2 separate regions of the Homo sapiens genome follow, and region 2 is linked to region 1. Evidence: chromatin loops called from intact Hi-C (ENCODE). Cell type or tissue: heart right ventricle. All regions are shown on one strand.

Region 1 (4,000 bases):
GTGGCCTTTACAGTTCCAATATTTAGACTGTACCCCAAAACAACTGTATAAGGATCCTAGGGGTGGAACTCTGGCATCCACATTTTTCTTAATATGGTAAAATACATACAACATAAAATTCGGCATTTTAACCATTTTGAATATATAATTCTGTAAATTAAATACATTCATATTGTGCAACCATCACCACCATGCATCTTCAGAAGTTTTTTTCATGATTCCGAATATAAACTCTGCACCCATTAAACAATAGCTCCCCATTCTTCCCTACCCCCGCCTCTGGTAACCACTGTTCTATTTTCTGTCCATAAATTTGTCCATTCTAGGTAGCTCACATAAGTGGAATCACACAATATTTGTCTTCTTGTTGTCTAGTTTATTTCACTTAGCATAATATTTTTAATGTTCATCCATGGTATAGCATGTGTCAGTATTTTCTTCCTCTTTAATGAATAAAATTCCATTGTAGGTATATACTACATTTTGTTTATCCATTCATCCTTCTATGGACATTTGAGTTATTTATTCTTTTTGGCTGTTGTAAATAGTACTGCTATAAACATAGAAGAACATGATTCTATTAGAGTCCCTGCTTTCAATTCTTTGGGGTGTATACTTAGCAATGGAATTGCTGGATCATGTTGTAATTATGTTCAATAACATTCATATTTTTAAAGCGCCCCGCCCCCGGGTGATTCTATTGTGCAGACAAGGCTGTGGACTTCTGTATTAGAACTTGTAAACTCTGAAGAATCTACACTTTCTCGTTTCCATGCGTGTGTGGCAGGGAACAAATGAACATCTTAGTTAATTCAGCCATAAAATAGGAGTTTAAAAACAGTTTTGAGAATACATAGAATGTCTTTCTGCCATCTTCCTCAAGCCTCTGAAAACAATCCTCTGCAGTCCTTTATTGGATGCTTCCATCAACCTTTCAGAAGAACTACCCTCAAAGAATATTTCAAATTTCATTATATATACTCCTTTAAAATTTTAACTCAATCTGTAGAATTTTATAAAAATGCACTGGATTAGAAAATGACACAAAAATAATATCCACTGGTTTTCTTTTATAATATCATGCAACTAAAGTGACACATTTTGCAGTAGTACAGTTATTAAAATGCAGCCCTGTGCCGGTATGAATGTCACTTATATTTAAAAGGAAAGTAATTTTACATGATTTGCTCTCTTATCTTTTGTCCTAGCAATACAGAGAGATTTGTGGATTCAGTGACTTCATCAGATGGTCTTATTACCTCTACCATACTACTTTAAATTAAGACTGGAAGCTTTTAGAATCCTTCTTCCCAAGGGAATTTATGAAATGTCAAAATGGTCACATCAGCCACTTGGGGCTGGCCTGGGAATAAAGACTTAATTTGGCCATGGGAATAGAAGAGGGATATTTCCTTGAACTTCTTTCGCCCTCCTGGTCTTTCTCCTATGAAAACATTCCATTGTGCTGTATCATTGTCCAAACAGAAACACAAGCAGCTGAACTCAATTTATCAGGGAGCTCATTTAGGTATCATCTAGGGATAGGAAACCCAACTTCAGTGACTTGAACACTGAAGGGAGGTTATGAATTCATGTAATCAGGAGGAAGAAGGGTAGGCTTCAGATGAAGTGAGATCCAGAGGTTAAATATTCCCATAGTATGCACTTTCCCTCTGTTGGATATCCTATAGTGATGTCTTCATCCTAAAGTGGCTGCCCAGCAGGTCCACACTCTCCCCTTATGTGACCAAAAGACCTGCTATAGTTCTGTATTTTCCCTCTTTACACCACACTGCCCACAGGGAGTCATGAGGGTCCCCTCCTTGATTGGGAGGCACCAATCCCTCCCAAATCAGGTGACTGAGAATGGGAACAGCATGTTCTCCCATAGGAAACTCAGCATTCTCTTACCAAGAAAAGAGAGCAATCGATTCTGGGCAGCAAACAGCATGTGTCTACGATGCCAGGTGTGTTCTGTCCAATGCAGAGCACAGCATGACTCTTAACCTCCCTTGTTCCCAACAATGCTGTCCAACGGAACTTTTTGCAATCACAGAAATGTTCTCTATCTATGCTGTCCAGTGCAACAGCTACCTAACTATGTGTGACTGACTATTCAGTACCTGACATGTGGCTAATGCAACTGAAGCACTTTATTTTTGAGCTGTTTTAAAAAGTAAATTTAATTTAAATAGCCACATATGGCTAGGGGCTGCCATATTGTGCAGTGCAGTTCTAGAAACCGATACTCCATTAAAGTAACAGAAGATCACATTCGTTTCTCTGGGAAGCACATAATATTTATGGCATATAATGGAGCATATTATCAATAAGCTTTCATATCTTTTTTCTGTTTATGAGGCTACTGTATCATACCTTTGTCATTCTGTATACTTGCAATTAATTATTTAGACTTAACTACAAAATTTTACATTTATTTCAGGTTAAGTTTTCAGAGGATCCCCATCCTTAAAGATATTTCTTATCCTGAATTTTAAAAATTCATAATATTACTTGCTCTACCAATCCTATGTTGGTCTCTATCATGAAGGGAATCTAGCCTATAGCAGAGATTTTTTTTAACCTGTAGATTATGAATGGCTTCTAAGAGGACATGAAACTACTGAAGATTTTTGTGTGCTTCTACTATGCTGTTTTTGTTCCCTCCAAGGGAAATTTAAGTTCATTAAGTTTTCAAAGATTAAAATCAGTCATCAATAATTTGCACCTTTGCACAAATTATTAAAGCATGGCAGAAATCTATGACCTGCTGTTAAAAATGGCCATCCAGGTAAACAGGTAAACACCAGTGTTTAAACTACAGGCTCTGTCTCTGGTCCCTGACTGTTGCTCACCATGTGGCAGAGCCACAAAAATCAGAAACTTACACATGTTGGTCTCTTTCTTTAAGTTTTGACTTCTTCCCCAAATTTGCTAACTATTGTTCACGCTCTAGAGCCCTTGGGTAGTTTTTGTATTTTGTCTACAGTTTATAGTTGTTATGTGTGAGAGTGTCCTTCTTATTACATTATGCGTAACATTTATTTAACCAGATCTCTATTACCGACCATTTAGAATCTGACTAACATTTTTTTCCAGTCCAATCATTTCTGAAATGAACATCCTTATTTGTGCCTCTTGAGCAAGAATGCAACTAAAAATTGAGAAGTGGAGATGTGGCTTATGGAGTAAGCACATTAAGATTATAAAACATGTGGCAGAAGGTCCGGAAACAAATAATTTCATCATAAATAATATCATCATATGAATTAACTATTTGGTATGAATTAATATACATAATAGAAGTCCAACATTTATTCATTGTATGAAATGTACCAAAATGCTTTCAGACAGGGTGGCCGCCCTGTAGTTACCACCAACATGCTTTCCAAAGTGCCTGAGTGCTGCCAATGCCCTGGTATATACAGCTAAAGGAACTTTGAATTTTTTTCCTCTGGAACATTTGAAGAAGAGGCATTTCTATCCATTTGTAGTGAATTTTACATGACTATCAAAAGCCACAAGGCCAGAGAAAGTAGAAGTAATTGGGCAATCCAAAGCACTTATTTATCCTTGATATTCTTGCTTACATCTTAAAACTGGGCTCAGGACCATAGGGACCATCCCCGAATGCTTTGCCTTGTCTCATGCTGTGAGGCCATCAGGGAAACATTGTATTTGTACAATCCCGGAGCCACAAAGTTTGCAAAAGTGCACACTGTGAGGACAGGATGATGAAAAGGAAGCTTCTCTCAACTGTCCACCCCTAATGTAGGCCAGCCCCACTCTCAACAAACAGCAGCCTTCCCAAAGAGCAAACGTTAAGGATTATTAAACCTTCATTTCTTAATTTCCATTTTGATTCAAAAATCGCAGGAGACTATGATCTTACTTTATGATTCTTTCCCTATGCAGTTGGAATTGGTGATCTGACATTTATAAGCTGGGAAAGGTAGGGTTTTTCTTTATGGCATTAAATATTCTCTTTCATGATGGTATT
Region 2 (4,000 bases), 110 kb after region 1:
AGGCACCAAATAGGGATCAAGTTCAAGTGATCAGAAACACAAAGGTCGAAGTCAATAGAAGGTGATAAAATGTTAGCACTGGTTATTTCCTGGGTAGTGGCTATTATCTTCTTTATATCTCTCTCCATTTTACAGCTTGTCTGCAATAAGCATGGATTAGTTTTATAAGAAGAAAACAAATTATTAGGACACTAACCGGCCAGGCATGGTGGCTCACGCCTGTAAACCCAGCACTCTGGGAGGCCAAGGCAGATGGATCACCTGAGGTCGGGAGTTTGAGACCAGCCTGGCCAACATGGTGAAGCCTCGTCACTATTAAAAATGCAAAAATTAGCTGGGTATGGTGGCAGGCACCTGTAACCCCAGCTACTCAGGAGGCTGAGGCAGAAAAATCACTTGAACCTGGGAGGTGGAGGTTGCAGTGAGCCAAGATTGCACCATTGCACTCTAGCCTGGGTGACAAAAGCGAAATTCCATCTCAGGAAAAAAAAAAAAAAAAAAAAAAGACACTAACCATAAAAATGAAAGTGTTTAAAAAGAGAGAGAGGGCCAGGCGCGGTGGCTCTCACCTGTAATCCCAGCACTTTGGGAGGCAAAGAAGGGCAGATCACGAGGTCAGGAGATCGAAACCATCCTGGCTAACACAGTGAAACCCCTTCTCTACTAAAAATACAAAAAATTAGCCAGGTTTGGTGGCAGGCACCTATAGTCCCAGCTACTTGGGAGGCAGGGGCAGGAGAATGGCTTGAACCTGGGAGGCGGAGCTTGCAGTGACCCAAGATCGTGCCACTGCACTCCAGCCTGGGCGACAGAGTGAGACTCTGTCTCAGAAAAAAAAAAAAAAAAAAAAAAAAGAGAGAGAGAGATTGTCTAATGCAGCCTGGGTCTGGAGAATGCAGAGAAAACGCCAGGACTGGCACTGGGAAGTTCAAGTTCATCTTGCTGTTACTTTTCAGTGTGATCCTGGCTCAGAGCACAGGACCTGGAGTCAGAGATGGTGAAGTTCAAATCCTGAATCTTCTACCTTTTGTTTGTGATTTTGAACAAGTCACTTAACCTCTCTAAGAAGTAGTGTGCTGGTAAACATGGAACAACCAGCTGTGGAGGGAGGAAATGCGATTTGTAGCACTTGCCAATTTCCACAGATGCAAATGCTCCCACTGTGGCCAGTTTCAAGCTGCTAACCTGTGGTCAACCCAGATCACAAAATTCCTAACAGTTTAACTATTGGCTCACTCAAGCTGGTACAAACCAGCCCAGCAGACCACCATCTCTGAGTCTCAGTTAACATTACCTGAGTAACTACTCATAGGTTGATTATGAGATTTGCATAACACCAAGCATGTAAAATGCTTAGCAGAGTCCCAGGCTCAAGAAGAGCATTTCAATGTGCAGAATATCATAGAGAGAGGAATCTGCTTATGTACCCGTAAACTACCTTTGGAAAAATACATGACAAATTGGTAACAGAATTGTCTCTGAAGAGGAGAGCTGGAAGGCTGGAAGCACATCAGAGGCAGTATTTTCACTGTTTGCCTTCAATACCTCTTAATTTAGAACCACAAATATGTACTTTGTATTCTAAAAAGAAATAAAATTAAAATTATTGTGTAAATCATAGCAAGAATACAGTGATTTTTCTTCATAAGGCTGGCAGTGCTAACTGACCAGCATGCTCCCCTGCTGAGACTCACAAGAACTACACAAAGGGCCTCAGTATATATTAAAACACAAGAAGCTCCCACCTGGGGCATGAAAAAAATTCAATTAGTAGGTTTATGTGAAAGAGATCATAACAGATGACACACCTCCAGTTTTTATGTTGGACTTTAGCTGACCGAGTTAATGTCAAATGTTAACCCCTCTTTGCACAGGGACTACAACATTTGTAGATGGTACAGTAACAATAATAGTGTCACAAGCCTTCTTGATTTACTGCAAAACCAATATTATAACCATAGAAATGAAATGACAAAAAATAGTTCTCTATAATCCCTCTTACTTTTTTTCATTAACCATCCCTTTCTTTTCCTTTCTGTTCCCAGGTCTCCAAACCCTTCCTAGCTTGACTGCTAGACCTTAGCATCCATTCCCCTCCTTCTGAAGGTTCCGTCACCTTTCTGTACTTAGGACAATTGGTGGGGAGTGGAGGGGTGGGGAGTGGAGGGTTGGGAAGAGGAGGTGGCAATTACATGAGCTTTCACAGCAGCCTGCCTCTCCTGCGGTTGTAGGGTCCCAGGTGTCTCTTTGGCTGCAGTTGGCTCCAACACACTGGCCTCAGAGGGAAAGGAGAGGTGAGCCTTCTCTTTAGTCCTGAATCCTCAAAGTGGATTCAGGACTAATAGATTCAGGACTAATTCCTTTAATTCCCCACAGCAGTATTAGGACCTGGCTCCAACTATTAACAAGATTGTATGTAAAGTCCAGGAAGAACAGACGGAAACTATAACACAGAAAAAAACCTTCCTCTAGACCTAGTATGAGGCCCAGATACTGCTTCTGGGAAACTCTAAGATACCTCCCAACCTGATCTCAACTGAGAGTGTAGTCAAACACATCTCCTTTTCTTATAGTCCAGATCTCACAGCCATGTCTCCAAGGGAGAAAAGATGTTTTCCCTCAGCCCAGGCCATAATCTTTATTCCTAGGGGATCCATCCCTTACCAGGATGATCAACAGCACTGATACCCTTTCCATCCCAATGCAAACTCTGCCCTCACCCACAACCCAGAATCTGTGCACTTCTCCAAGTCTGGATCACCAGATCTCAAATCAGACATCAACAGTCCAGTCCAGTCCTGGTGTCTGATTTGAGATCTGCTGATCCAGACTTTGAGAAGTGCACTGATTCTGGGTTGTGGGTGAGGGTGGGGTTTGTGTTGGGATGGCATGGGTATCAACTACTCCCAGCCCAGTCTGATTCTCCCAGCATGAAAAGAAGACCCTATCTTCATATTCTCCTTGCAGTCACCTTCCCTGGGAGGCAACAGTTCAAATAATAATCCCCAGGCCACCCCAGATACAGGTAACCAGAGTTAGGGCACAGTGCTGTCTTAGCTCACAAGGATATGAGAAACCGAAGAAGATTTGCTTCATATATAGGCAAAAATGTACATGACCACACAGAACTTTTGGTTTCTCACCTGTGATTTTGCAAGCCTTCCAAATAACAGCTGGGCTCTTGCTTTACCTATGGCTAGCATTAAGACAACTCAGTGATTTTTCTAGAATAAAGAAGCAGTCTGACCCAGTGAAGTTAGGAAAGCTGACTTTCTTATGTGACAGAAAACCTTTGCAGCTTTTAAATGACAGGTTATTTTTTTCAAGCTTCCACTCGTAAATGTTTCAACATCTTCAGAAACATTTTCAAGCTAGGTCATCCTTTTTCATGCATATAATTATTACAGGCCTATGATCATGTTGTAGATAAAATATTATATTTGACCTTTCTTTACTTAATATGATGCATATGTATTTTCATGTCTCATCAATGTGGTTTAGAATTAGAATGGTGATTTGAGTGTTGTAATAATAAAGATATCAAATAAGAAGAAAGCTGACTCTTCAAGTGGAAAGGGTGAGAGTCAGAGCAACCTTAGGCAAAATCTGTAAATATATCATTTATTTTTAGAGTTTGCCTCCTCCCTTCAGAAACCTCCCTATGAACAGGAACCTATATCCGCAGCATTTGGCACGGTTCCTAGAGCAAAGCAGATACTCCATGTGTTCTTGTTGGATAAATGAGCAATTGAATAAAGAAGTGAATGAACAGTATTCCCTCTGTGACAACCACGTTCTTCTCTGACCTGCATTCACTGCAGCATCTCATGCCATGTAGCTTTCTAAGCACCCCTCCACCCTCACTATATTTCTGCAACAGGCTGATATGTGTGTATCCCCCCCAAAATTCACACAATGAAATCCTAACCCCCAATGTGATGGTATTAGAAAGTGGAACCTTTGGGGGAATGGGGGGCAGTAAGTAGATGATTAGGGTGAA

What was found. A loop is a pair of places that touch in the nucleus more often than their neighbours do. Peaks named below come from ENCODE experiments on the same cell type or tissue, not always from the same donor. Only the 100,000 strongest peaks of a DNase experiment are listed, where the experiment ranks them.
Region 2: it touches region 1 in a loop (2.2-fold over the local background); 1 of 110 quality-filtered maps calls a loop at or near these places.

What each region holds. Positions count from the first base shown.
Region 1 is chr5:158,412,410-158,416,409 of GRCh38, reverse strand. No RefSeq gene overlaps it. Among named protein-coding and RNA genes, the nearest start is that of LINC02227, 4.6 kb to the right of the region's middle. In heart right ventricle, no CTCF peak of the experiment used is centred here; a DNase peak (open chromatin) is centred at 1,929; H3K27ac peaks cover 1,672 bases.
Region 2 is chr5:158,303,187-158,307,186 of GRCh38, reverse strand. No RefSeq gene overlaps it. Among named protein-coding and RNA genes, the nearest start is that of LINC02227, 100 kb to the left of the region's middle. In heart right ventricle, no CTCF peak of the experiment used is centred here; no DNase peak of the experiment used is centred here.